Regions from separate parts of the Homo sapiens genome. Here all the other regions are linked to region 4. The links are chromatin loops, found by intact Hi-C in ENCODE. Cell type or tissue: dorsolateral prefrontal cortex. All regions are shown on one strand. Each heading gives the region's core, and the rest is flanking DNA. Links, peaks and the distances in the headings are about the cores only. Region 1 has its middle 5.6 kb from the start of WFS1. Region 2 overlaps C4orf50 (chromosome 4 open reading frame 50). Region 3 has its middle 19 kb from the start of WFS1. Region 4 overlaps PPP2R2C (protein phosphatase 2 regulatory subunit Bgamma).

What was found. Peaks named below come from ENCODE experiments on the same cell type or tissue, not always from the same donor. Only the 100,000 strongest peaks of a DNase experiment are listed, where the experiment ranks them.
Region 1: it touches region 4 in a loop (3-fold over the local background); 106 of 110 quality-filtered maps call a loop at or near these places.
Region 2: a loop joins it to region 4, with 12 times the contacts of the local background. A loop is called at or near these places in 46 of 110 quality-filtered maps.
Region 3: it touches region 4 in a loop (8-fold over the local background); 109 of 110 quality-filtered maps call a loop at or near these places.

What each region holds. Positions count from the first base shown.
Region 1 is chr4:6,261,758-6,266,757 of GRCh38, forward strand. No RefSeq gene overlaps it. Among named protein-coding and RNA genes, the nearest start is that of WFS1, 5.6 kb to the right of the region's middle. RefSeq lists enhancers at 1,109-1,887, 2,676-3,875. In dorsolateral prefrontal cortex, for the core only: a CTCF peak has its summit at 2,610 (motif pointing right); no DNase peak of the experiment used is centred there; H3K27ac peaks cover 967 bases.
Region 2 is chr4:5,994,980-6,003,085 of GRCh38, forward strand. All of the region lies in intron 3 of C4orf50 (chromosome 4 open reading frame 50), which reads right to left. Among named protein-coding and RNA genes, the nearest start is that of C4orf50, 19 kb to the right of the region's middle. RefSeq lists an enhancer at 1-12. In dorsolateral prefrontal cortex, for the core only: CTCF peaks have their summits at 3,538 (motif pointing right) and 3,739 (motif pointing left); a DNase peak (open chromatin) is centred at 3,532; H3K4me3 peaks cover 478 bases.
Region 3 is chr4:6,247,130-6,255,235 of GRCh38, forward strand. No RefSeq gene overlaps it. Among named protein-coding and RNA genes, the nearest start is that of WFS1, 19 kb to the right of the region's middle. In dorsolateral prefrontal cortex, for the core only: CTCF peaks have their summits at 3,775 (motif pointing right) and 3,975; a DNase peak (open chromatin) is centred at 5,092; H3K4me3 peaks cover 368 bases.
Region 4 is chr4:6,322,996-6,331,101 of GRCh38, forward strand. PPP2R2C (protein phosphatase 2 regulatory subunit Bgamma) reads right to left here. Exons shown (of 9, transcript NM_020416.4): 8 at 6,267-6,358; 9 at 1-598. The coding sequence ends at 307. Among named protein-coding and RNA genes, the nearest start is that of WFS1, 57 kb to the left of the region's middle. RefSeq lists a silencer at 4,525-4,574. In dorsolateral prefrontal cortex, for the core only: CTCF peaks have their summits at 4,475 (motif pointing left) and 4,683; a DNase peak (open chromatin) is centred at 4,456; H3K27ac peaks cover 1,986 bases.

The DNA.
Region 1 (5,000 bases), core at 1-5,000, 63 kb before region 4:
TGAGGACGATCCTACCTCCCAGGTTGTCAGGTGGATTTAATGGGCCACCAGGTGTAATCAGTATTCAGGAAGGGATGGTAATGGTCTGTGGTGTGGTTATGGAGGAAGCTGATGTCCACCAATTCCACGTCCACGCAGGTTAGCTCCCAGGTCTTCCCAATAACCCTTTGGGGCAAAGGATTTACTGAGTTGACGCCCAGGGAGGTCCAATGAGTTGCTCCAGGTCTAACGACATTGCCTAAGCGTGTCATAGCCCCTCCCCATGCTCAGTTCCCTGATTTAAAGTCAGTGCCTCTTGGAAGCAATCACCGTGTCCTTCGGGAGGTGAGTAGATACATAAGTGGATACGTAAGCTGTGGTCCATCCAGACAATGGACTATTACTCAGCAATAAAGAGAAATGAGTTATCAAGCCATGGAAAGCCACGGAGGAAACTGAGCCGCATATCACGGAGTGAAGGGAGCCAAGCTGAAAAGTCTACGCACTGCACCGTTCCAACTCTGTGACATTCCGGACAGGGCACAACCATGGAGATTGGGAAAAGATCAGTTGTTGCCAGGAGGCAGCGGGAGGGAGGGATGAAGCAGTGGAGTGTCAAGAGCCTTAGGACAGTGACGCTGCTCTGTATGATGCTGCAGTGGTGGTCCACGTCATTCTACATTTTTCCAAACCCACAGAATGCACAATGCCCAGGGTGGACCCCGATGTAAATGCTGCGCTCTAGGAGATAGCAATGTGTCAATGCAGGTTATCCATTGGAACAGGTGTGGGGAGGCTTTGCATGGGGAGGTGTGGGATCTACGGGAACTGTCTGCACTTTCCACTCAGCTTTGCTGGGAATCCCAAACTGCCCTTAGAAATAAGGTCTATTAAAAAGGGGTAGGGGGCGGCTGGGTGTGGGGGCTCACACCTGTACTCCTGGCACTTTTGGGGGGCAGAGAGAGATGGGAGGATCACTTGAGCTCAGGAGTTCAAGACCAGCTTGGGCAACATGGCAAAACCCCTTCTCTACAGAAAATACAAAAAGTAGCTAGATGTGGTGGTGTGTGCCTGTAGTCCCAGCTACTTTGGAGGCTGAGGTAGGAGGATCACCTGAGCCTAGGAAGATCACACCACTACATTCCAACGGAGTGAGACCCTATCTCAAAAAAAAACCTGGGGGGAGTAGGGGGCAGAATAAAGCCAGCACCTCCTCCAGGGAGCCGTCCCTGACCACCATCACCTGCTGCAATTTCTCCCCCTGCCAGGAATCCGCAGGCTGTCATCACTTCTCCTCTGGTTAGCCCCTCCCCAGAATAACAGTGGCTGGGGTTTCCAGCTTCCGGACCTAACAAGCCCCTCCAGGGCAGGTACGGGGCTGTGTGCCTTAGACCCTTCCACCTCACACCAGGGCACCCAGTGAGACCTGTGAGGGAGCGGGTAGCAGGTGTTGAACGATTGCCCCTTCCTGCCAGTGACTGACATTTGTAAGAGAGACTCAGCATGAAATGACAGCTGCACGGTGTGGGCACATTGATGTACTTAGCAAATGAGGCCCCTGCTGCTGCCGTGTCCTGTGTCCAGTCCTGGTGACACAGCCCTGGGACCTGAGACCTGTGCCCAGGCCCCATGCTGGCTGCTGTCATGGTCTCCCTGCATCCAGGGCAGGCTGGGCCCATTTCGAAGGTGAGGGCTGGGGGAGGTGGGGGATCTCAGCTGGCACTGCTCAGTGATGTAGGGGCATGACTGGGACACAGGCAGGCCTGGGAACAGCGTCTCTCCCCACACGGGCATTTTCCTTCTTCTGCCTCAAAGTTGCTTTTGCATCCTGGCTTTTTTTTTTTTTTAATTCCCCAAATGAAACTTCCCAGTGCACTTGGTGACTCGTCTGTGGGCTGTGAAGTGGCGTTCGCTCTCTGCCTTCAGAGATGAGCACATCACCACTCAGACCCATGGGAGGGCTCAGAACTACCCGGCGACAATGCAGTGTGTGTGTGTGGCAGGTGGGTGTGTGCACGGGGGTGTGTGTGGAGGTGCTGGCAGGCGTAGGCCTCTGATGTGGCACCAGCCCTGGTGACACAGAGCCGTGTGACCAGCACCGAGCCCCCCACGACACCCCCACCAGCCACAACTCCAGCCACTTGGGCTGTGATTCCAAGGAGACTGTAGAGTGGGCAGGGAACTCAGGTTTATAAAGGGAACACTGGGAAGGAGGGAGGAGTGGTGGGCCCAGGGTGGGATATGAGCAGGGAAGTGGGAGAGGACGAAGGAGGGGGGTGGGAGCCCAGAGGCTCTACGGCCCAGCAGCTGCAGGGTGTGTGATCCTGGGAAGCTTCCATACCCTCAGACCCTCGGACAGTGAGGGAGGCTGCCCCGTGTGTCACATTGTGTTAGGAAGATCTGTCGGGGTATAGCAGCAAAGAGAGCTTCCTACCTTAGATGTGGTCAAGGCCTGGTGGGATGGCCTCAGGAAAGAGGCAGTGGATGGGGCACATGGCCTGAGTGAGCTCCAGACCTTGCTAAATTGCAAAGGCACCCATGCGGTTCCTCTGCTGCACCCCTATCCAGGACTCCCCATAGAATGCAGACTTCTGGTCCAGCTGGCCTGGGCAGGACAAGCTCTCCAGGTGGCGCTATGTGCATAGCCTGAGCTAAGCACCTCCAGCTTGCAGCATGGCTTCTCTAGCTTGCTTTATTTATTTATTTAGAAACAGGGTCTCACTATGTCATCCAGGGTGGTCTTGAACTCCTGGGCTCAAGCAATCCTCCTGCCCAAGCCTCCCGAGTACCTGGGACTACAGGCATATGCCACCACTGGCTCCAACCTTAATGTGCATGCAAATCCCAAGGGCATCTTATTAAAATGCAAATTCTGACTGAGGAGGTCCATGGTTGGCGCGGGATTCTGCATTCGTAACAGGCGTCCAGGTGACTGAGGAATGCTGGATGCTGATGTTGCTGGTCTGGTGGACCCATCACACTATGAACCACACTGCTTTATACTCATGGGTCTCAAATGTTCCTATGTCTCACAAACCCCCCAGGAACCTGTTAAAATGCAGATTCCTGGGCCTGGCTCCCAGGGATGCTGACAAGGCTAGTCCTAGGGTTTCGCTGTGCTAGAAGTCCAATGTGTGGCCGACATGCCCAAACATGTTCTGTTCTTTTCTATTCTTATCTCTTTTACTTTTTCTTTCCTTATCTCTTTTACTTTTTCTTTTCTTTTCTCTTCTCTTCTCTTCTCTTCTTTTGAGACAGGGTCTCACTCTGATGCCCAGGCTGGAGTGCAGTGGTGCAATCTTGGCTCACTGCAGCCTCAAACTCCCCAGTTCAAGCAATCCTCCCATTTCAGCTTCCTGAGTAGCTGGGACTATGGGCACATGCCACCACGTCTGGCTGATTTTTAAATTTTTTTGTGGAGATGGGTTTTTGCCATGTTGCCTAGGCTGGTCTTGAACTTCTGGGCCCAAGCAATCCCCCTGGCTTGGCCTCCCAAAGTGCTGGGATGACAGGTGTGCGCTACCATGCCCAACCAGCCGCACATGTTGTTTTTTTGTTGTTGTTTTTTGTGTGTGATGGAGTTTCGCTCTTGTTGCCCAGGCTAGAGTGCAATGGTGTGATCTTGGCTCACCGCAACCTCAGCTTCCCGAGTAGCTGGGATTACGGGCATGCGCCATCAAGCCCGGCTAATTTTGTATTTTTAGTAGAGACGGGGTTTCACCATGTTGGTCAGGCTGGTCTCAAACTCCCGACCTCAGGTGATCCACCCCCCACCTCCAGGCCTCCCAAAGTGCTGGGATCACAGGCGTGAGCCACCATGCCTGGCCCATGTTGTTCTTATCTCATTAACCCAGTGGGCTAAAAACTCATTGCCACACTCAGTAGCTTAAACCACAGAAATGGATTCTGCCACAGTTATGAAGGCCGGAAGTCTGAAATCAGTGTCACTGGGCAAAAATCAAGGAGAATCTGTTCCCTGCTCTTCCAGATTCCAGGGACTGCCTGCATTCCTTGACTTGTGGCCACATAATTCCTATCTTCAATGCCAGCGTCTTGGAATCTCTCTCTGCTCTATGTCCACATCAACTTCTCCGTGTGTGGTCAAATCTCTGTCTGCCTCTCTCCTGCAAGGAGATAAGCCAGGCTAATGGCCCCTTCTCAAAATCCTTAATCACATCTGCAAAAACCCTTTTCTAAATAAGGTACCATTCACAGGCTCCAGGAAGTGATCTCTTTGGGGGCCTTGTACACCAATAGCCTGTAAACCGCCACACTCTGCTGTCTTTCAAATGACAACTCACCAAGCCTCTGTCCTCATTTTCTTTGAATACTTGGCATGTAGTCCAATGCCTGGAACAGGCAGGATGTCACTAAATGTTTATATTTTTTAATTTTTATTTATTTTATTATTATTCTTATTATTTTTGAGACAGAGTTTTACTCTGTCGCCCAGGCTGGAGTGCAGTGGCATGATCTCTGCTCACTGCAACCTCCAGTTCCTGGGATCAAGCGATTCTCCTGCCTCAGCCTCCTGTGTAGCTGGGATTACAGGCATGTGCCATGACGCCCGGCTAATTTTTTTGTATTTTTAGTAGAGATGGGGTTTCTCCATGTTGGCCAGGCTGGTCTCGAACTGCTGACCTCAAGTGATCCACCCACCTCGGCCTCCCAAAGGGCTAGGATTACAGGTGTGAGCCACCACGCCTGGCCAAAAGTCACTAAATGTTTGTTGAGTAAATGGAAGTAGGTTTTAAATAGGTGTAGGGAAGGAAGTGGGCCAAGAACTTGAATGCAGAGTCTGAAAATCATGGGCAGACATCAAAGGACTGAATTGTGGGGGGTATATTTGGATGTCAGGTTAAAGAGTTTGGACACTGTCCTATGGGCAAGAAAGAGCTTATATGAAGTCCTTGCATAGGTGATTCATCCATCCATCCATCCATTCATTCATTCAATACTCAGCAGCAACATGCAGAGCTCAGCTCTTGGGGGAATGAGGACAGGTGTCCTAGAAAAGATAG
Region 2 (8,106 bases), core at 1,229-6,228, 330 kb before region 4:
AATCTAACTAATGCCTGATGATCTGAGATGGAACAGTTTCACCATGAAACTATCCCCCTCACCCCCTGCCCATGGAAAAAATGTCTTCCATGAAACCAGTCCCTGGTGCCAAAAAAGTGGACTGCTGCCCTAAAGGGCACCAAAGGCTCCCAGCTCCACCCTTCCTGTGCAGAGGTCCAGGGCCTCCTCCCTGGGTGGGGGCAGTGAGTCACCCCGAACACAGCCCAGGGCACCCTGGAAGAAGGTACCCTTCCTGTGCAGAGGTTCTTTCCATGTCCCACCCAGGGAGGAGGGTGTCTGCCCAGGGGGTTTGGACCGTCCTGTCCTTCAACTGTCAATAAGCTCCAAATGCGACTGCCCGGTACCTTGGCAGCGCCCTGTCCCCTGGACTTCTCCACAGTGTGGAGCTTCCCCAGCTGCCGCCCTGCTGCAGGTCAGGATAATTCAGAGGCAGCTCCTTCCTCCCTGCCACAGGGGAGAGGCTTGGGACTGGAAACACACACACACACACACACACACACACACACACACACACACACTCAGCTGTCACCCACCACTCACGAGGGGCTGGGCACAGGTCTCCTCTGGGTTCCCACAGCCCTGGCTGCTTCCACTGCAGTGCTCCAGCCCGGTGCTGTTGGCTGCCTCACATACCTACTACTCCACTGGACTGTGAGCTCCTTTAGGAAGAGAACTTGGCTTCATTCTGTCTGCACCCTCATCCTAGCCTGTATACGGTAGGTGCTTAATAAATGTTTCATCATTGGGTGGACAGATAGAACCTGGGAAAAGTAGATGTTTTAGATTGACGAGTGCATTCATTCAGAAAACATTTATTAGGCTCCTGCTGTGTGCCAGGTGTGGCTCTAGGCCAGGAGAAAACAGAAGTGAACAGGGAAGTGCCCTGTCCCCTTCTCACTTGCTCCCCAGGTCCTCACCTTCTCTCAGCAGACCCAGCATCGGACTCCTGGCTGGTCCTCCTACCTCCTTCAGGTTCTTCTTGCAGCTACCAGGGAGACCCGCTGATCACCCAGGCTTCCCTTGGCTTCCCTCTGGCTACAGGGTCAGCACGAATGCTGAAATTAGGTGCTGGTGCCCATCTATGGGCTGTCATTGCTGCCTGGGCACCTTGTTCCCACCTCTGCAGCTTTGCGCCAGCTTCCCCTCACAGCAACCTGCTTGCCTGTCCCAGCGCGTCCGTGCTCTCCCCGGCCTCTGCACCTTCCCATATGCTGTTCCTGACACCTGGCTGTCACATCCTTCTTGGGAGGGGCCTGGATCGCTTGCCTGCTGCAGGCAAAGCCTTCTCTGCTTGTTGCTCCAGGCCCCTCCCTTCCACGCACTGCTCAGCCCCCAGCGATGGCACTAAAATGGAAACTGGATCTGGTTGCTCCCTGCTTCTCACCCTTCGACGCTTCCTGTTACACTGAAAGAGAAACCCCCGCCGGCCTCACTGCCCCCACCTCCACCCCGCTACCACCACCCACGTCTGTGCTCCTGGAAGGAACTCTTCTCCCCGCACCTCAGAGCCTTTGCACACTGTCTGGACCTCTCTTCCCACCCTCTGCCTGGTCAACCTCCTCCCCTTCTGGGACCTGCTTAAAGGCCGATCTTTAATGAGGCCTTCTTTGGCCTTCATCTCCTCCCACTCTGGGTTGGTGGCCTCCTGTTGATCTGTATGATGGTTTGGGTCTTGTCCATTTCTTCTCAAAGGCCAGGGGCCTCAGCATGGGCCACATCATGGAGTCACCCAGAAGCTTTAAACAAGAACCAGTGCAGGAGCCTCAACCCAAACCTATTAACCCTGAGGGCCTGGGCAGCGACATCCTGTCCTGACAGCCACCTGCCTGCACCCAGAGGGCCTTGCTGGCTGCTGCAGCTGTCCCACGTTCTCACGGTCCCATTCAGCTGCCTCTTGTCTTTATCCATTTGGTTCCCACTCAACCAGAATTGCACACTTTGTCAGCTGCTTAAAATCATCATTGGAGTGTGAGAGGGAAAAGAGAAAATGAGAGAGAAAGAAGGCATCAAAGAAACGAAGTGAAAGAAGGTGAATGACAAAGGAAAAGGAGAGGGAATAGGATAGGGAAAGGAAGAGACAGAAATTCAAAGTGAAAGCAGGAAGAGAGAGAAGTCGAAGGAAGAGGAAGGACTAGATAAATAGAAAAAGGGAGAGGCTGGGTAGGCAGCGTGGAGACCACTCCGTAGCGCAGAAGGTAGAAATGGTTACTGGTGGTATATTTTTTGGATTGTTATCATACCCAGGCTGACTTCAATGCAATTCAAAAAATGCTCGCTGAGCATCTACTATGTGGCAGGCCCTGTTCTGGAGCTGGTGACACGGCCACGTATAAACATACCTAGATCCCTGCCTCGAGGAAGTGACATCCAGCGGACACAACCTAGAAGACAACGCTGTACTGAAACATTGCCCATTGTCTAGTTTACCCCTTCATGTCACAACCGATGAAGGCAGTACTCAGAGAGGGTGAGTCACTTGTCCAAGGTCACACAGTAAGTCGACAGGAGCACAGGAGCAGAGCTCAGGTTTCTAAACCTGATCTGGAACTTTCTGCCTCCCTGCCTGCTCTATCAGTCCATCCTACATTTCAACCCTCAAGAAAACATTTGCCTGTAACTTAATCTGGACTCAGCTTTCATGTGCAATTATAAGCAAAAAGAAGAAAATGAGAAATATCAGGATATCCGGGCATAAACATGAATGTGTTAGAGGCCCTTCTGGGCTTTTTTCTATGCCTAGACATTTTCCTATGCATAGACATTGCGAAAGTTCTATTTATACAAAATGTAAATTTTTACTTTGTGAATTTTGCATTTAATGATATAGAAGGATCATTTCTCTACAGGATCTTCTGCAGTGTGGTTTTTATAGCTAACTAATATTCTCTGCTATAAGGGAGAGGAAAAAAGGGAGATAGTTCCAGATCAAATCAATTCCCTCTTATTGGACAGTTGGGTTGTTACGAATTTTTACCAACTATAAGCAGAGCTGAGATAAACATGACTGTACATGACTCTTCTGCACCTCCAATCACTTTTTGGATATATTTGTGGAAGTCAAATGGCTGAGACTCAGGCATAAACCTTTTTTAAAGGCATTTAATACTTACTGCTTGACAGCCCTTCCAAAGGGATATGTTCATTTATACTCCTGATAGCTCAAACACCACACGGCTGCAGGCCCTTTTAACCTTTGACAGATGTACAGAAGAAAACGGGATCCTGAGATTTTTCTCACTGGCGTTATTTTTTAACTAATGGAGCTGTCCATATTTTTTTATTAAGACCACTGGCCATTTTGTACTTCCTTTTACATTATTTGCATGTTCATCCCTTTTGCCTATTTTATTTTTCGACATTATTGACACTGCTTTTTTTTTAAAAGCTCTTGCTTGCTGCTGGAGAGAGAAACAAATGTGTAATACCCTGCTCTGCACAAAAGCAAGCAGTGAGCAAGGCTGCCTGCAATTCACCCAGCAACAAAGAGATTCACGTAGCTGCCACCAGGGGTCACTCTACGCACACTGCCAGGGCATAGAGGCTGGCGGGATCATCCAGTCACTCCTGAAGCCCCTGACGTGGGATCGTGATCTCAGCTCTGGGATGACAGTGGACAAGGACTTTTTAAGAGCCTGGCTTTTCATCTCTCTGCACGAGCATCTCTGGGACCCTCCAGGCCAGGCACAGCCCTGTGCTGCCCTCTGCCGTAGCATCACTGTAGTGTCATGGTTTGCACCTGTGTCTGTCTCCTCTATAAGCTTTTGGAGGGCAAGGTTCATGCCTGGCTCACTGCACCTGGGACATGGCAGGTGCCCAGTGCACACTCATGGGAAAGCATTCAGACCCATCTGCAGATAAACCACGTTTGTCTTGCCAAATATGAATGGTTCTTACTTCCTTTTACCCTGAGCAGAAACCCTGTCCCCAAACTCCTCCCCACATCAGGGTTTGTCCTTGCAGTGGTCCGTTCCTCTGGGGATCAAGGTTCCAAGTAACTTGCTCTAAAACATGTGACCTCGGGAGGAAGCATATGACCCCAGGCAAGTTACGGGAATCCTCCAGACTACAGGTTTGTGGATAGGGCACTGCCCCGGCTACCTTGCAGAGTTCATGAGTTCCTGTTTAGGAAAGTGCTTTGTGAATATGAAGCAAAGGAAACACACTTTTATAATGACTGCCTTTGCCATAGTTCACACCATGGCTCCCAGAGCACATCAGACATAGCCAAGGGGTCACTGCAGGTGGGGCCAAGCCTGTGCCTCCTTTCAGATACTGCTGCTTCCACTTCCTTGGGCAAGTGACTTTACCTCCCTTCCTCAGTGTTCTCCTCTGCAAAATGAGAATCCATAACTCTACCACCTCATAAGCTTGTTGTGGGGAACGCAACACATTACCACGCTGGGCAGGCAATAAGCACTCCAAAAGTTGATGAAAGTCGGCTTTCGTGATGATTTTCTATCTGTGGTACACATCTCTGGGACTAGACCCTCCCCACCATTTCCCCATTTCTATGCCTCACTTCCCAGCATTGCCACTGTGAAGCAGTCCCTTCAGCCAGAAGCTTCCTTTTCCCGTGGGCAGTGGAGCAAATAACTTCACCGATGCCTCAAGGCACTCACTCATCAAGCATTTCACAGCTGGTGGCCAGGGACTGGGAATAGAGCTAAAGTGAACCAGTTTTTGATGATGAGGGGCACACAGCTGAGGGAGTGGGCATCTGGGCACAGTGAACATCAGGGCCACCAGAGGTGGCTCATGTCACCTCGGGGGCACTGAGCTGACGTGAGATCAGGGAAGTCTTCCAGAGAAAGCAACATTCCCAACAAATAAAGAGAAAGTAGCAAGGCTTTCCAACAGCCTGAGTGGGGGTGGGCACTAGAAGCTTCCAGACACAGGCAAGGCTTACAAGGCAGAAGAGCCTGGCACACTCAGGGACCTGCAGCTCAGTGTGACTAAGGTGGCATATGGGGGACTGAGCTTGAAGGAGCAGAACACCGGGGGCCTTGAATGCCGTGGATAGGAGGTTGAACTTGATCCTGAGGCCGTGGGCAGCCATGGTGGGGTGCTTATGGAGGGAGATCCTTTGACAGTCACCACTGTTGTCCAGAGCAAGGTGCTGAAGACCTGCGTGTGGCTCTCGGTCCTCCTGGGTCACTCCCAGTCCTTTGAAGATGCACTGGCAGCCTTGGGCAGTCACACAGCATGCGATGCTCTCTGGACTCTGCGACTTCACAGATGTGCAGAGGCCTGGAAGCCACAGCCATGGCCACTGAGGCTCATGCAATTTCCACCAAGACATGAAGAGCCGCATCTGGCTTTGCAGTTCCTTATCGATGGGTTCTAACACTTTAATTTATAAATTCCAGGCTGCATTCAACCTGAGAGCTGGTGGCTGGCTAGCTCTTCACATTTCCCAGTGGCCCTCTCAGGAGGAATTCTTCCTTTCCAGGCAGCCCTTTTTGACCTCAAGATGCTGTTTGTGGGCCATCAGCTTCCTTCTGAGAGATGGACAGAGACTGGCAGCCTTGTCACATGCTGCAGCCTGGGTCCAGCCCCCACTGCAACACCAGGGTCCTCCCCCAGTGACCCACGGACTCCACAGGGCTCATTTCCTTGCCTTTCCTCTGCCCCTACCTCCTTCACCCAATCTGTTTTGTCATCCTGTGGGGCAGGGTCTTGTCTCACTCCCCAGCCCCTGTACTGAGCTCAGACTGGAGCCAAGCACACGCACCAAGTGGGTACCATCAAATCCTGACTGTTGACCTGTTGACCAGTATTTACTGAAGAAACAGGGCGTGCGACACAGCTATGGGATCAGCTCACCAAAGGGCAAATCCTGGTCCCACCATATTACCGTCTGAATTTTCATGTCCCCCCAAAACTCATCCGTTAAAACCCATATCCCCAAAGGGATGTTATTAGGAAGCGGTGCTGAGTCCCCTCCAAGGGCAACCCATCGGTAAGTGGCAGGAGAGCCCACCTCCACCGGAAGTTAGAGCAAGTGATACCAGAAACACAAAAGCCATGATAAAATGGATACACACACACAGCCAAAGCAAGCCTCTTGCTAGTCGAAATTCTCCTAACCTGGTTTTTCAAGGGCCATGGTTTTAGACTGCTGGAAGGCAGAATCAGTGATTACCCAATGACATTTTTTTCTTTTATTTTTTGAGACAGAGTCTCGTTCTGCCAGGCTGGAGTGCAATGGCGCGATCTCAGCTCACTGCAACCTCTGCCCCCAAGAGTTCAAGCGATTCTCCTGCCTCAGCCTCCCGAGTAGCTGGGATTACAGGCGCATGCCACCATGCCCAGATAATTTTTGTATTTTTAGTAGAGACAGGGTTTCACCATGTTGGACAGGCTGGTCACTTTAGGTCAGGAGTTCGTGTTCCATGATATTTTATGCTGAGAATGTTATCCAGCGTTTGTTCAGCGGGTTCCTGCAATCACGGTCTCTTGGGTTCTTCCCTCTGACACCACCAGGGAGACAATTACCGCTATTTCTCATCCAGTAGAAATCCACAGGGGAGATGGCATGTCCCAAGAAACTAGTGTCCTAAACGAGCCAAGAAGCCAGATCATCTGCTTGCCGCCTCACAGGGCTGAAAAGGGGCCTCAACCCACACAGGCTCTGATAACAGAGAGTCAGTGCTATCTTCCCTCCTTCCTCCTTTTACTTAATAAATATTCACCCAGCACCTCTTCTGTGCCAAGGACTGTGCTAGTGCTGGGAATGCAGCAGAAAATAAAGAGGACAGTGCCTGTCTTGCAAGATGCATGTTTTGGCTGAAGTAAATGAATGAATAAATAAATGTATAGCATGTCAGTGTGCCTGCGGCACTCAGCAAACACCGGGAAGGCAGAGCACACCCAGCCCCAGCCCTGCCCTTGGGAGGCTCAGCCCAGCACTGACAGCCATGCATGTGAGGGCCCTGGGAGGACAAAAGAGGCTCCTGGGGTCAGGGAATACCTGGAGGAGGAGAAGAGACCATAAGCCGTCATCTGCCACATAACTTTGTGGAGTGGGTTGAATTGTGCCTTCCCAAAAGAAATAGTACCTGAGAGTGTGGCCTTAGTTGAAAATAGTGTTTTTGCAGATGTGATCAAATTAAGGTGAGGCCATACTGGATTAGGCTGGGTCCTAATCCAATAAAGATCTGGTGTCCAGATAAGAAGAGAAGAGACACAGAAACAGACACACAGAGGAAAGAGGCCAAGAGAAAATGGAGGCAGAAATCAGAGTGATGCGTCTGCAAGTCAAAGATTGCCAGGAGCCACCAGAAGCTGGGTGTGGCAAGGAGCAGACTGTCCCCTAGAGCCTCAGGAGGAAGCATGGCCCCACTGCCACCTTGATTTCCGACTTCTGGCTCCCAGACCTAGGAGAGAATAAATGTCTGCCGTTTTAAGTCAGCAGGTTTGAGGTACTTTGTTACAGCAGCCCCAGGAAAATAACATGCTGTGCCTTGCCTGTTTCCTCAAGGCCCAACCTGCAGCCCCGGGAATACCCCAGGTGATCTGGCCCTTACCTGCAGCAGCTAGCTCCAAACCAGCTGGGAACACCTTGCCTGCTGCTGTCACTCTGTCCCTAGGCCTGTGGCTGGCTGGGGCCCCTCCTGCCCACTCAGACAATGCTCTCCTGCCCCAGAGCTTCCCCCCACCAGGTGGGCTCAGATCCCTGGCAGCCTGACTCAGGGTCGCTGCTGGTGCCATCCTCATGTCCTTGGAGGGCGGCTCTCAGCTGCATGAGCACCCACCGCTGCCTCTGGGAAACTCCCAGCCCAAGAGGCTGGGTGGATATGAAAGGAAAGGCAGGGAATGGGAATTACATCGGGGCCTCACTCCTTGGTTGTGTGACCCTGGACAGGACACTGCATCTCTGAGCCTTCTGCCTCCTCTATGAAGCAGACAGGAGGACACCTACCTGGCCATGTCGCTTGAGGATTAAGTGAGTAACAGATGGGCAGCTCCCAAGATGAAAGCCAGCCCCTTCCCCTCACCTCCTCTCACATCCCAGGTCTTCTGCCAGACAGGGGGCTTCACCCACCTGCTCTGCCCTGCAGCAGACCTAGGTAAAGGCTCTCAGCT
Region 3 (8,106 bases), core at 1,534-6,533, 76 kb before region 4:
GAATTGAGGTTGCTGCAGACCCATATGGATTTGCCACTGCTAACGTAAGTATATCCCTTGCAATATTTGGGATATACTTATATAAAAGTTATCCGTTGTTTATGTGAAATTCAAATCTAACTGGATGTATTAGTCTGGGTTCTGTAGAGGGACAGAAGTAATAGGATAGATCTATATATAAGGAGAATTTATTAAGTATTAACTCACATGATCAGAAGGTCCCACAATAGGCCAAATGCAAGCTGAGGAGCAAGGAGAGCCAGTCCGAGTCCCAAAACTGAAGAACTTGGAGTCTGATGTTTGAGGGCAGGAAGCATCCAGCGTGGGAGAAAGATGGAGGCTGGGAGGCTAAGCCAGTCTCTCCTTTCACATGTTTCTGCCTGCTTTATCTTCTAGCCTCACTGGCAGCTGATCAGATGGTGCCTACCCAGATGAAGGGTGGGTCTGCCTTTCCCAGTTCACTGACTCAAATGTTAATCTCCTTTGGCAACACCCCCACAGACACATCCAGGATCAATACTTTGTATCCTTCAATCAAGTTGACACTTAGTATTAACCATCACACTGGGCATCCTGTATTTTATCTGGCAACCCTAACACTGACTATGTAGCTCATTTAGCTCAGCCCCTTCCTGTCACCATAGGAAATACAGGTGCCCAGAGGGGGAAAGGGGTCCTCCCAGACACACAGCAAATTGGTAGTAGCTATCCCCAGGCACCTGGAACTGAGACAGGGCTTTTCCACAGAATAACACTAAAGTGGCAGTTTCCAAGTGAGGAGGGAGCAGTGCCATGGTCCAGGAGGTGCAGTGCGTGTCTTGGGCAGCAAGAGGAAGGATTTACCTGCAGATGGTGGGCAGGGTTAATTCTGGCCTTGGTGCTACCTCCAGAAGCCTGCAGGACCTGAAGCCCACCCCTTCGCCTTTTTTCCCCACTGCCACAAGCGAGTTAGAATAGCTGGGGGATCTAATACTTCCAGTCTCGATGTCAGCAGACACGCCCAGTCCCCACACTCAATCTTATCTCCACCTTAGCTCAGGTGGGGCACTGAGCAGGGCACTCCCTCTCTCAGCCTCAGGTTTCAGATGTATAAAATGGGATATCAATACCTGACGGGGTTACTGCAAGGATGAAAGCAGATGCATTTTTTTAAAGTGCCCTGTGTGATGCTTGTATCCTGCAGGGGCTCTAGACCTAGTTATTCATGTTGTTATTGACAGTCACTCTCCCAGGATCAATGCTGGGAGATGCAGTGATAACAAAACCCAGATGGACTGCCTGGCATGTGCCATGCCTGGGCTGACTGTCTCGTGTAATCCCTGTGGTTGAGCCTTATTGCTAAAGTGATTCCATTCACAGTGCACCTTGGGGTTCAGGTCGGGCCTTGGGTTTCATGTCTGGCCAGCAAGCAAGCCCCCCAGCTGAGGCGCCCACACATCTCCACCCAATGAGCCCGCACTTACAGGACCTAGGGCCACCATTCTGGGTCATTGGGGATGAAACAGCCAAACCTGGGCCTTCAGCATTGCGGGTGAGGTCGAGGAGCAGAGAGGAGTGACAGACACAGACATTGGTGCACATGCGCCCCCTCCTAGTGGGTCGGGTCGTCGATGCCAGCCTGGCCTGCACCTGGAGCTTGGGTCCCAAGCCTCAGCAGGACATTCTTCTCTGGCCAAATTTAAAGTGCCCCAGGAAACCAAATCACTAGGGGTAACAGAGCAAGCAGAGCTGTGGCATCACAGTCTCAGTCACCCTGCTGGGACAGGAGGCATGGTAAGAAATGAATTTTACATATGGCCCAGCACACAGATATAACTAAGACCAAGCCCTTGCCCAACAATATTTACTCCACTTCAGAGGTGCGCTCTGACCCTTTGTTTTCTTTTCTATTTCATATGTTTTAGCTACTGCACACAGCCCACTGAATTGCTTTCAGGACTTCCTAATAAAGCATGGGATGCAGCTTTAAAATCTTAGACAATCCTCATCACAGACCCTTTAAATTTGACGACCCACTTTTATGGCCAGACAAGTTGAAGTCGTGAGCCGTGAACTATTTCCTCTCTTCACGCCGGGAAGTGCCTAGACCACAGTGGGGGGCCGGCCAGCCCTTCCATCCCAAGAGCCAGCCCCTGTGGCTCCTGCGGCCCCTGCATAAATATGGAACTCTCAGGCCAGGATGGGAACTGCCAGGGCTCAAGCAGTAAACTTTATAAGTTATTACAAAACAGAAGTGTACACAGGGACACTGTAATAAAGCGTATTGGGAGTTACGGGAACTCTCCAACAAGTTTAGAATCTCTGGTTTCAAAAACTATTGCAACATTATAATAAACAAATATCCAAAAGCTTAGAAATAGAAATTAAAGATAAAGATGGTCACGTTTGACCAAAAGAACAATATTTTCGTACTGAGCTTTGATGATACAATTATTAATGAGGAAGATGATTTTAAAATTAAATTCCCCTTGTAATTCAAGATACAGTGATACAAGGCATAAACGGGCAATTACGCTATAGTGCATTCAATCCTTAAAGCCACCGCTGGTTTTCTGTATAACCCCCACAGGTTGCAGGAAGGTCAGCCATGAAACATTAAAATACCACTGTCTGTCTACATTTAAAATTAAATTCAGATTCACATAAAAATGATTTGTATAAAGAGTTAAATATTTTTAGAAAAATTGTTCTGCAAGAATCATCAGCTCTAGATATACCAACATTTGTATTTCAAAATTATAAAAAATGTATCTCAAAGTTATTATAGCCTATAAGATACTCTTAATAGCTCCAATAAAAAATGCATCAGCAGAAAGGTCCTTCTTAAAATGGAAAGTGTCCTAAAATGATTTGTGAGCTTGTATTTGCCAACAGCAACTGATGTCACATTCAATTATATCGATTGAAAACAAAGTTGCTAAAAGTGTAAGCTTTGATAACCTAATAAATGAATTTGCAGAAAAGTGAGCCAGGGAAAGCTTCTAATCCAGTTATCACATAAAGTATTATTTGTTTTATTGTATAAATAATCACACCCAAAATATTATTTTGACAAATTTGTAAGTTTATGTTGTTACTCATGCATCACTATTATCCCTATTACATTGCATAAGTAATAAATTTTTCAAGGGAAAAGCTTTCTATTTCACCCCTGTAACTGCACTTTCCTCCTGCTTTTTGAATAAGGGGCCTGAATTTTTATTTTGCACTGGGCTTTTCAAATTATGCAGCAAGGGATGATCCAGCAGGTGGAGAGCTCTGAGCTCCGAGTGGACTGTGCCGTGCTGTCTGTGATATCTGCTAACATAGAATGTCTTCCGATATGTTACTGTGCATGTGGGGAGTACTGGCTTTGAATCAAAAGATCCTTGGTGAAAACCCCTGCCTCACCACTATGCGTCCTTGGGGAAGTCACCTCTGCACCTTTTCTTTGACGTCAGGTAGTGAGATGGCACAGGGAAGCGCCTCCTGTGGGCACCTGCATAGAGGGGAATGTAGGTGGCTCTTAAGTGCTGAATCTCTTCCCGACGCAAAAGTGTGCTCTAAGCACCAGCCGCATCGACATCACCTGGGAACTGGTTACAAATGCCGAATCTAGAGCTCGCCCCAGACCTATTGAGAAAGAATCAGCATTTTAATAATATTCCAAGATGATCTGTAGGCCTGGGAGTGTCTAAGAAGCGTGGCCCTAGACAAACGGCTTGGGGATTACCTGAGTACTTTGCCGTTTAAATTTAGTCCTAACTATTGCTATTCAAAGAGTGACCACTAGAGGGCACAAGAGTCAAGTGATTAGTTGTTTGATTTGCCAACCAGGAGCTTGGAAAGAGAAAAATAAAATGTCACAAACAGGGCTGGGAGTTACCTCCAAGAGTCAAATCTTCCTCTACACCCCCGATCCCCACCCCAAAGACAAGAGCTTTCTGCTGACCTCCTCAAAAGCATGGGTTTTTTTTGGGAGGGCCAAGGTGAGGGTTGGGTTTTTTGTTTGTTTGGGGGGTTTTGTTTTTGTTTTTTTGAGGCAGAGTCTTGCTCTGTCACTCAGGATGGGGTGCAGTGGCATGATCATAGCTCACTGCAGCCTCAACCTCCCAGGCTGAAGCAATCCTCCCCATCAGCTTCCCAAGTAACTGAAACCACAGGTGTGCACCACAATGCCCAGCTAATTTTTTTATTTTCATTTTTGTAGAGACATGGTCTCACTATATTGCTCAGGCTGGTCTCGAACTCCTGAGCTCAAGTGATCCTCCCACATCAGCCTCCCAAAGTGCTTGGGTAACAGGTGCGAGCTTCCGTGTCCGGCCTCAAAGGCATGTTTAATCGGAAATGTGCATTGGCCATGGGCCTCCAGATCTGAGGTCGGAGGACTGATTTCCACAGCGGAGGCCCTACAGTTGAGCCAGCCTGCAGGGATGTGGGAACCCAGGACTGGGGGGTTTGGGGCTTGCACGGCACTCACTGCCACCAGGTGACCTTGGGCAAGTCACTTCTCTCCTGGCCCGCGTGCCTCTATCCTTAAAGTGCAGGCAGTTGGCGCGCGAGATTCCCGGGGTCCCTCTCGGTTTTAAAGCCTAGGCTTGCATAGTATGGGTCTTTTCCTGTTGCAGCTTTCTGGTTTGTGCCCCAGAATTTGCCAGGGAAATAGAACCAAGCCCCAAGCTTCTGTCTCCAGAGATAAGATGGCCTTCTCTTCCTGTCATTTAAGGCCCTGGGAGGCCCTAGAATTTGGAGTGTCTGGCAGGCCTGGACTGTTAAGGTGCCCAGCATTCCAGAGGCGATGGCACATTTGTCTGTGTCAAGGAGGCTCTGGGCATGGGTAGGGAGGTGCGAGGTAAGAGAGGGCAGAGCTGAGGGCACAAATCCAGCCATTTCACAGATGGGGAAACCAAGGTTCAGAGGAGGACATGGCTATAGCCCAGGTCCCTGTAGCCCGGAGTCAGTGGTGGAGCCAGGACTTGAACTCAAGTATTGGAGTGCAAAAGGCAGCAGCCCAAATGCTGACGGCATCCTAGCGAGGGCTCTGAGCCCTGGAGTCGAGTGGGTGCTTGTTGCCTGGGTCTCTGGGGGAGCTCGCACTCCCTGGCATTCTCATGGGCACCTCCTGCCCCAGGCAGAGCTCCAAGCCTTGGCCAGCAGAGCAGGACAGGCCTGCAGGGGCTGCCCACGGACCTAGTGTTCTCGGGGTTTCTGCCAAGGTAACAAGAGCAGGGAGGGCTCCCTCCCCACGCTGGATCCTGTCCAGTCCTCTGCTTGGCTCCAGGGGCACTAACTGGGACCCTCAAGCCTGCTGGGCCACAGTGGTAGGCCATACCATCCCAGAGCATGGCTCTGACCAGGCCACTCCCCTGCTTAAAGCCTCTAGGGGCCGGGCACAGTGGCTCAAGCCTGTAATCTCAGCACTTTGGGAGGCCGAGGCGTGCGGATCACAAGGCCAGGAGTTCGAGACCAGCCTGGCCAATATGGTGAAACCCCATCTCTACTAAAAATACAAAAATTAGCCAGGCGTGGTGGTGCCCACCTGTAATCCCAGCTACTCGGGAGGCAGGAAAATCGCTTGAACCCAGGAGGCAGAGGTTGCAGTGAGCTGAGATCCCACCACTGCCCTCCAGCCTGGGCGACAAGAGCAAGACTTCATCTTGGGGGAAAGAAAAAGCCTTTAGAGGCTCCCTATTGCCTGGGTGATACAGCAGGTGGCATCCTCACTCCTCAGCCTGGTGTTCAATGCCTTTGGCTTGGGACCCACCCTCCTTGGCCATGCACACCAAGCTGTCCTGCCCAAGGGCATCTCTTGCTGGGCCCACCTAAGCCCACGCATGCCCGCCCACCTCCCTCTTTCCATCTCTATTTATAGAGCCCCTGCCGGGTGCCAGGCAGTGCTCTAGGCACTCGGGGGCAATGGTGAGCAAACGGAGCCCTCCCTCTTTGGACTCATGTTCTAATGGGAGGCAGGCGAAGAAATCAACAGCTAAGCTTATGGCACCCAGCAGGGAGGAAGGAAGGGGGACGGGATGGGAGGGCTGCAGTGTCCCCTAGGGTGGCCAGGGAGGGTGTCTGAGAAGGTGGCACATGTGTTGGGATCATGAACTCTGGGCGTGGCTGTGTAGCATCCAGGCAGAGGGAACAGCAAGTGTAAGGACCTGAGGCAGGAGTAGGCTCAGCATGTTCCAGGACCAGCAAGGCCAGCTTGAGGCCAGTGAGCAAAAAAACAGTGGAGGTGGGAGATGGGGCCCACGGGTGACACCGCCAGGCCACGCAAGGCCTTGGGGGCATTGGAAGGACTTTGGCTTTTACATTGAGAAGACAGAGCTCCTGGAGGGCTTTGTCCAAGGACTGATGAGCCCAGACATCACTGGCTGCTCCGGTGAGCCTGGAGGGCAGACAGGGGAGGAAGTGGGGAGACCATGGGAGGTGACCCGTTTCCGTAAACCTGAACCCCTGCAGATGCCATTCCATCTACCTGAGCCCCTCCCTGCAAGCTGTGTTCGGAGAACGCCTATATGTTCACGAAAGCTAAGCTCAAATGCCACGTGCCTGCTCCTTCCTGCACCCCAGGTAGAAACACCCTCGTTTGCCTCTCAATTCCCACTTTCTTTGAGCACTGTTTTTGAAAGCACCTGCTTTGTAGACCCCTACAGAAATTCTCACTTGTGAGCATCTCCTGCTCTGGTACCAGATGCTGAGCCCTTGCAAGAGAGCAGGGAGCTGGGCTGGTTTTGCCATCATGGAGCAGTGCACCTGGCCTTCTGCACAGGCCCCCAAGCCACCCAGCAGGGCCTTCTGGGTAGCCTCACCCAGACCAACGGAATCAAAATCTGTGTTGGGGTGGGGGGCTTGAGCTTCTGCTTTTAAAATTCTTCCAGGGGTTTGGGTTAATTTGTCTCCCTGGGGCTTTGTGTTAATTTGTCTCGCTGGGAGTAGGGCCCAGCGAGATCGTCCTAAATTCAAATCCTGCAGCAGCCATAGTAGCTGTGGGATGTGGTCACTTAATCTCGCTGAGCCTCGGTCCCTCTTCTATAGCCCCAGGTGCCCAGCAGGCCGACAGAGGCTGTGGCCGCCTCTCCCACCTCTTTGAATTGGGCTGAGAGACAGACGCGCACCTTCCGGAGAGGACCGTCAGGCTGAAGAAGACACAGCTAGTGTCTAACGGGAGGGTAGGTTCTAAGGAAGTGAAGATTTATGAGAGAAATGAGTGAGTGTGATCATGTGTCTCATACCACAGCGTGTGAGTCCGTGCAAACGCCATGTCTGTCCCCTCTCAGGAGAACCCTCTCTCAGAGCTATGAAAATCCTTACCTTGCCTCATTCAGACTCTCAAAGTCTGAACTCTGTCACTTTAGAGCACAGGACTCAAATGTGACTGTGCTCAGGAATCAGATGGGGGTTGGGTTAACATGCACATTCCCATGGGCAGGTCCAGGGCAGGGCCCAAGATTGCATTTCTAGCTCATCCTTGGTGATGCTGGCACCACTGGTCCACAGATGGCACTTTGAGCAGCAAGATTGCAGCCCCTAAGCCCTACTGACATAGAATCTGCAATGTAACACTATCTCCAAGAGATGCGTTTGCACACTAATGTTTGAGAATTACCAGTGCAGAGACTTGGAAGAATGCTTATTTTGGGGTTCAGCATGCCCTAGAGAGAGGCCAAGAATACGTTTGTCATTCTGGTCTCCTTTCAATAACTGTGAGTGCCTCTTGGTTTATTGTTAGACATTGAGTTATTCAGATAATTCCTAGTCAGCTCCACAAAAGCCCTATGTGAGTGTGTGCAGTCATGTCTGGCCCCCAGTGGAGGAGTGGCAGAGGGTGTGTGGTGGCCCGGGAAAGGTGTGGGTTCTGCAGAGAGGGAAATTAACTTTGGTTAAGGCTGCTTACTGGGTGCCAGCTTTTGTGCTGATCACTGCGCCTGGATTAGTTACCGTATGTACTCCTCACAGCAGCCTTTGGAGGCAGATATTACTACTGTGTTACAGATGGGGAAACCAAGGTTGGGAGGAGGAAAGGCACTTGCCCAAGGCAAGCTGGCTAGCAGAGGGTGAGACCGGGATTGAAGTCAGGCTTGTCTGTGTGTCAGATGGGGCAAAGCTAGCTGCGGCAACAAATCA
Region 4 (8,106 bases), core at 1,519-6,518:
GGGACGTGAATGAAAGAACCCTGAACTGTAAGACTCCACAGTCATGTCCATTTTATGATTTGTGGCGGTGAACGCTTCCTTTCCTTTTTATTTTTTTAAACAGACAATTACTGCCAAACACAATTCTGGCCTAGGAAAGCTGGGGCAGGGAGGGGGCCCAAACTTCCTGTGTCCACACACTGCCACCTCTGCAGCTGTCCTCATCAGTGCTGTGACTTTCTTCCCCTCCTTGCATTGCGGTCGTGAAGGTCATGTCGGGGATGACTTGCATGAGGCTGGGTGGCAGGGGCCGGGAACTGCACATACCTAGTGCATGTCAGAGTTTACCTTGTCCTGGAAGATGTACAGGTTGTTGGTGGCGGCGATGGCAATGATGTTCTCAGCCGGGTGCCAGGCCGTGTGCAGGATCTTCTTGGTGAAGTCCAAGCTGTCCACACTGATGTCATCACGCCGGCGCTTGCCCCCCACGCACACGCGCCGTGGCTTGAGCACAGCCCGGGGCTTGCTGCTTTCCCTCGAGGCCTCCAGGGTCACGTCCCGCTTGGTGTTCCGATCGAACATGCGGAAGAAGTTGTTGTAGGCCCCGGTCATGATGACGCTGGTGGGAGAAGGAGAGGCATCAGGTGAGGAGGAGCACAAGCCCCTTCTCGAGAAATAAGCCCAGGTGTGGGGGCTCACGCCCATAATCCCAGGACTTTGGGAGGCCCCGGTGGGAGGATTGCTTCAGCCTAGGAGTTCAAGACCAGCCTGGACAACATAGCGAGACTCCACCTCTACAAAAAAAAATTAAAAATGACCGTAGTCCCAGCTATTCAGGAGGTTGAGGCAGGAGGATCACCTGAGCCTGGGGAGGCAGGAGGATCACCTGAGCCTGGGGAGGCAGAGACTGCAGTGAGCTGTGATTTACCACTGCAGTCTAGCCTGGGTGACAGAGTAAAACTCTGTCCCAAAACAACAAACAAATGAAAAAGCAATCCCAGAGCCTACAGAGCCATCACTCCCTGGAAAGGGAAACCACACCTGCCTCTATTCCCCTGTATCTTGGGGTCTCTTATACCCCCTCACATGTCAGCTGCCACCAACATGCAGACTTTGGGGCCAGGAGCTAAGATCCTTTTTATCCTCTGCCCCAATCATCATGAAAATACCCTCCTGGCCAGGCGTGGTGGCTCACACCTGTAATCCCAGCACTTTGGGAAGCCAAGGCGGGCAGATCACCTGAGGTTAGGAGTTTGAGACCAGCCTGGCCAACATGATGAAACCCTGTCTCTACTAAAAATACAAAAATTAGCTGGACATGGTGGTGGGCACCTGTAATCCCAGCTACTCAGGAGGCTGAGGCAGGAGAGTTGCTTGAATCCAGGAGGCAAGGTTGTAGTGAGCCAAGATCGCGCCACTGCACTCCAGCCTGGGCAATAAGAGCAAAACTCCGTCTCGAAAAAAGAAAAGAAAAGAAAAGAAAAGACCCTCCTGTAATTTCTGTTAGTCCAGGAGAGAAAGCTCTGGCCTTCCAAACAGACTGTGCAACCACAGCAGGAGGTAGACATGGAAGCAGCTGGGACAGAAAACCACCAGGCCCTGCTTCCCTCCAGGGGCCCGCCTGTCCCGAGGACTCGGGCGAATAAACAAACATGCATCGCCATGAGGGTCGGGGCGAGCAGTGCTGACGTGCAGGGGCTCGCTGCCCTCACCGTCCCGCTAAAGAGAATTCCACACCATTTCTCTGCTCTCCCTGCTCCTAAGGAGAAGGGGTTCCTGCCGGTGGGAGGAAGGGTAAGTTCATCCACATAGTAAGAGGCAGGAGAGAAAGCACAGTTCTGTGGGCCTGCGCCCAGAGGGAGGGTTTTGGGGTTTGGCCTCTGCAGGGCCCTGGAGCAGCTGTGAGGTGCAAGGTAACTGGGGAGGAAGAGGATGTTACGAAAAGCGACCATAAAGAAGTTGTCCTGCTGAAGGCTCTTCAGGGAGGAAATCCTGTTTCCTTTTGGAAGCTGAGCTGGGCTTCCTGAGGGTGACACTGCTCTGTGACAGAACCAGGTGGATCCCTGGGTCTCCAGGGGTTATGCACAGAGGACAAAAGCTCACACGTGAGCTCCGGCACTGCAGTCAGGGGCTTGGGCTCTGGCCAGTCCGCCTGGGTCCGGATCCCAGCTCTGCCCTACCCTGACATGCGCACTCTCTTAGTTTTCTATAAGAACTGGGATCAACAAGGGAACGCAGCCCCTGGTGAGCGTGAATCAGGGGACATAGGCTGAACACCCCGCACAGTGCTGGGCTTGAGGCACTTTGCTTCTTGTTATTTACCAGGTACTCCTCGATCCTAATCGTCCATGTGACCAAAGCCGCACCCGCTTTATATGTGACTCAGAGCCTGGGACAAGGGAAGCAGCATGCGAGGGGGGCCGGGTGAACGAGTCCCACAGAAGGGCCCTGCCCAGGCGCCACAGGCTGACTGGGGGAGGCCACACCCTCCCCGCGCCAGCACAGTGGGGAGGCAGCCCCCTTTGTTCTTCAGGGAACAGTTCACAGAATGAACCTGGGTGATTTCACACAATGCTGGTTCTTCTGATCCATTTAGTGGAAGGAGAGCGACATAATTAAAGTCATTTGCAACCCACACAGTTCCTGATCCTCCCCCTGTTCGGGTGTGGAATTCAGCTGACACGTGCTCTGGGGGAGAGGGAGGGGCCCCTCTCATCCTAGAGCACCAGGCCGCACCACCATGAGAGCCATTCCTCACATTCAGGCAGGTTTCTTAAATTCCAGAAGGTTCCCTTAACAGGGAAAAGGGCAGGGGAGCTGCTTCACCTCTCCTAGCCTCATCTGCATGTGGGACCACAACGCCGGCTGCTTTCAGCCCCAGTGCTCCGCTCCTCTTTCCTTTGGGGAAAGAAAGGCTCCTGCCCTCGCCACCCGTGGCGCCTGTAATCCCAGCTACTTGGGAGGCTGCGGCAGGAGAAGTGTTTGACTCCAGGAGGCGGAGGTTGCAGCGAGCCGAGATGGCGCCACTGCACTCCCTATCCCTGTGAGCGGTCAATCACAGTGCTCTCCTCGCCCCTTGGCCTGGCCAACTTGGGCATGTGATATCCCTGTCCATGCTGATTGGTGCAAAAAGTGGGCAAGTGACCCACACAGAGCCAATCAGATCCTTCCATGAGAGTTTTACACAGTCCCTGGGAGGGGTTGGCTGGCTGAGGATAATGGAAAGGGGAATGATTTGGGGGTCATCTCTGAAGAGGGAGAGGATGAGGCCAGTGTGTAAGAAGAAGCAGGGAGGAGCGGAGATGGGGAAGCATGGAGAGAAGAAAACGGCCGGAGAGAAAAAAACAGCCCTAGGGATACAGCATGGGCCCCTGGGGGAGCCTTGCCCAGGACTCCTCAGAGCAAGTGTAGGTGTGTTTGACTCCCGCACCCGAGCACGCTCGGCTGGCACAAATCTCTCCCCCCAGGCAGGACAGATCAAGGAGAACTTCATGGAGGAGGGGGCGTTGAAGCCTGTTGTGGGAGGGCCTGCGGGATTCCTCCGGGTAGGTAACCTGGGGAAGGGCAGGCCTGCCAATAGGATAGTCCACGCAGGATCACTGCGGCACCCCTGCGCATACGAACTGGGATCTTGCTGAAGGCATCACACATGGTCTCATCCCCAAAGCGGCCACGAAGGCCAGTTTCCTAGAACCACTTTCCAGCCGAGCTGACTTAGGGGCTTCCTCAAGCACACGGTGGCGAGGGTAGAATGTGGACCAGAGACTGAGAGAGTCCAGCAGGAGAGCTGCTGCCTCTCCACAGCACGCTGCCCATCTGCGTTCTGCCGGTGCTAGGAAGCCCCACGGCAGGGGCCATCGGGCAGCCACCACGCGGCAGCAGCGGCGCTCTGCGGGCCGGACCAACTGTCAGAGGGGGTCACCAGGAATAAGAGGGCAGCAACTGGGAGCCTGCCAGGATTCGAGTTTGCTTTGGTCTGCAAGGATGTGGGAACCTGGGGGGAATCCTTGCTTCTCTCCTGAGCCTCTGAGGCCCTGGAAGGCAGGACCCAGGGTCTGTTTATCTTGGGACCCCTGACCATGGGGCATGTTGTTCTCAGAACAGTGCTCAAAGTGAACTGGGAGGTGGCACACCTCTATGCCTTCTAGAAACACCCACAGCCACTGGACACACCTGAGGTCCCCAGTGAAGGGCTCAGAACAGGTTGAGTCATAGTAGCCCCCCAGGGCACCCCACCCATTGCGGGAGGCAAACAAGGACAGAGGTTCCAGCCGGGCAGAGCAGAGCCAGCTGTGGAGCGAGAGACAGTGAGGCGGGTGGGGGACCACTAGGACAGGGCGTGGCTGGCGTGTAAAGTGCACGCAGGAAGTGGCGGGTGGGAGGCAGGACAGGAGAGCCCAGGCCTAGACACCACTGTCAGCCTGGGGATGCTTGGCGGCTTCTCCAGTCCTGGGAGCAGGCATCACCTGGCCGCGGGTGCCCCCTGGTGGCAGCTTGAAGGAAGGACGGGCAGTGGGTCGCAGCCAGCGGGGACCTACCCCGCAAAACGCACATAAAAGCTGGAATCAGCTTGTTACAGCTGCAGGTCCCTCTCGTCCGATTTGGATAGACCCTCTTGGGACCCACTGCACCAGGGAACCCCAAATGCAGCTCAGCAGCATGGGAGGAGCCCTGTCTGCTGGGGGTGTCTGGGATCTATCTGGGGGCAGGGCCTAGAGAGAAGGTCCTGTGTCCTGCTGACCCAGCTGTGCCAGCCCAGCCCCGGGTCGGGCCTCCATCCTGGTTTTCTAAGCATCCTTTAGTGGCCCCCTGTGATCACCATGCCAGCCCCTTGCCTGAGCTCGGGCTCTGCTGAGAGACCCCTGCGGGCTGGGGGAGCTCCAGGATGTTGGCAACTCTCTCAGAAATCTCCTTCCCTGGACACAATGACTTGGCCCCCCACTTGGATCCAGCCCTGCTTCCAGGGGGCTCCCTCCTGGTCCTGTCTCTGCCATGTCCAGCCCTCCCCTCATCCCACACACCAACCCTGATGGTCCCAGCCCTATGCCCAGAGCCACAGAGAGTCATAGTGCGGCAGCTCTCACATGACCACCACAGTGCCAGCCACCCTCAGAGGTCTGGGAGAGCCCAGACCTGTCATGTTGACTGATGCCATCCACAGGGTGGACAGCCCCCCACCAGGTGATGCCCAAGTCAGGGCTGCTGGCTCTCACTCCACCCTCCTTGCCCACCACACTGGACAGGACTGCGGGGAGGAGGTGACAGTACATGGGCTCCTGACAGGTGGTATTCTGATCTAGCAGCCAGTGTAGTCTTTATCTCCACACTGTGTATCATCTGGAGACCCACTTCTGAATCTGGGCGGCTGGACAAAGAGGCATCCTGTCCTTGAGGAAGCAGCTGTAGGAGACACTGAGAGGCCACCTCTCAGCTTCTGAGATCGAAACTCACAGATGGAGAGTAGGCTTGTCCATTTCAGAATCTTACGCCTGGCAGGACCCTGAGCACAAAGCTGATGTGATTTGGGAGGGCAGAAGAGGGATTTTCCCACCTCCAGAATGGAGGAAGAATCCCAGAGAAGAGACACAGAGGTAAGGACCCACGGGTAGAGGTCAGGTCAGGAGCCCCTGCCACAGCCCCCTTGTCCATGCCCGCCCTGGGCTGAGCCCAGGCTAGGGAGACACAGGAACTCACTTCTGGCACTGGGGCGCCACTTTCCAGGCAGGTGGGGTTGAGAGACGGCTGGACTTGTGGATTGTGACAAGCCCTGGAGGGTGTAGGAGCTCCAAGGTGCCCCTGAGCCTCAGCGGGCCCGAGTGGGGTGTCACCAGGAAGAGAGGGAGACAGTAGTGGTGATGGGAGGAGGGGTGAGTAGACCGATGGTCAAAGCCACAGGGGTGCAGGGCTGTCTCAGGACATACAGGTGTGGATGGATGATGGTGACCGGGTGCTGGGCTATAGCCCTCGCCCCCGACAAGCTGGGAGAGGGGAGCACATCACCGGGGACCCTGAATTAACTAAACATGTTCCCACTACTGCCCATAGGGCAGGCGCCAACGTGGCTGTGAGGTTCAGTGACAGAAGATGAAGAATTTCATGTCCTGCCCCTTGAATCTGAGCGCTGAGAGTTGGACCTGCTCTGGAAAGCGTGGGCTTCACCCAGACACCTGGACCCATTGAGGCTGAGTAGCCCCATGCTGCGGGTCACCGGAATCCCAGCCCAGACCCCTGCAGGGCAGAAACCCTCCCTACGGTGAGGTGAGGTGCGGGCTGAGGTCAGGGCTTACCTGTCGCTCCCGTTCCAGGCACATTCAAACTTGTCGAAAATGCAGTCGTTCTCGTACAGGGAACAGAGCTTGCTCCGAAGGTAGTCATGGACCTGGTGGGATAAGGGATGAGGTGAGTGGACGGGGCGTCCCGACCATCCTGGCCCTTCCACAAGAAGGGTCTCAAAGAGCAGCGAGGGTCTGCATGCCCTGACATGGCCCAGCGCAGACCTGCTCATCTCAGCGAGGGTCTGAATGCTCTGACACAGCCCGACACAGCCCTGCTCATCTCATCGGGAGGCCCATGACCAGGCACACGGCTGACCCCGACCGTGACACAGCCCAATACAGCCCTGCTCATCTTATCGGGGGGCCCACGACCAGGCACACGGCTGACCTCCACCGTGACACAGCCCAATACAGCCCTGCTCATCTTATCGGGGGCCCACGACCAGGCACACGGCTGACCTCTGAGCTGTGGCCAGAGACGGGAGTAGCACCAGGGAGCAGAGTCCACTGTGACAAACAGAACGCTCACAGCACAGGGGCCAGGACCACCTGGGGTCCAGATCCTGGCTCTGCCCTCCCAGCTGTGTGATCTTGGACAAGTGATTTCATCTCTCTGAGCCTCAGTTTCTTCAAACTTAAAGTGATAAGAGGGCGAACCTCACAGTGGTTCTGGCATTAAGTGCAGGGCAGGCCTTTTGAGGGTAATGATCTCCGAGAACACAGGGTGGCGGCCATCAAGAAAGGGGAAGAGGGAACCCACAGAGGTTTCTCATCCATCCACAGCACGAGGCACTGAGGCTCACAGGGTCACACAGCCTCTAAGAGGCTGACCAGGACCCTTCCCCAGGATTCCCGTACCCCACAGGAGAGAGGGTGACACCCCAGGACCTGCATCCACCTGACTGCAGCCGGTCCTACAAGCCCTGTACCCGGAGGGCCGCATGAGTGCCAGCCCTCTGCTGAGGCTGGAGCTGCCAGGACAACAGGGCACGGGCTCTGCCCTCTGGGTGCGGAAGGGAAGGTAACTGGGTGCCATGGAGCCTGGTTTCAACTCCCAGGAGTTGAAATTAACAACTCCAACGAACACAGAAAATGTGAAGGGTGGTGTGAACGTCAATTTCGTGTGTCAGCTTGGCTGGGCCAAGGTACCCAGATACTTGGTGTTTCTGTGAAGACATTTTGTAGGGGAGGTTAACATTTAAGCTGATATACTGAGTAAAGCAGGCTGCCCTCCATCATGTGGGGGGCCTTGTCCAATCAGTCGAAGGCCCTGATAGAACAAAGACAGACCTCCCTGAGGACCGGGGGATTCCGCTAACAGATGCGTGTGGGCTCGCATAGTCACTCTCCCCTGGGTCACCAGCCTGCCCGCCTGCTCTGCAGATTTAGAACATGCCACGTGAGCTAATTCCTTCAAATCTCCCTTCTTTCTCAGTCTCTATCCCCATCCTGTTGGTTCTGTTTCTCTGAGCCATCTGACTAATATGGTGGCAAGGACTACACAGGAAAACAGAGTGGCACTAGGGGAAGCAGGATTGGGAGGAAGGGCCTGCTATTCACTGCACACAGGATGGTTAGACAAGGCTACCTGACTCCCGCCTGGGGCCCTGCTCATCCCTCCCCAGCCCCCGTGTCCTCCTGGTGACCCTTGCCTTCCCCTTGGGCCCCTGGGCTGCAGCCCCACCAAGCTGAGGGTCACTGTGTTCCTGTCTGTCTGGGACCCTCGAGGGTGAGGCCGAGGTTCTTCCTTCTCTCTGGGTCCAGGGTCTAGCACTGTGTTGGGCACAGGGTACTGGCTCAGTATGTGTAACAACTAAAATCAAGGGGGATGAATGGCAGCAGGTTTTAGTGT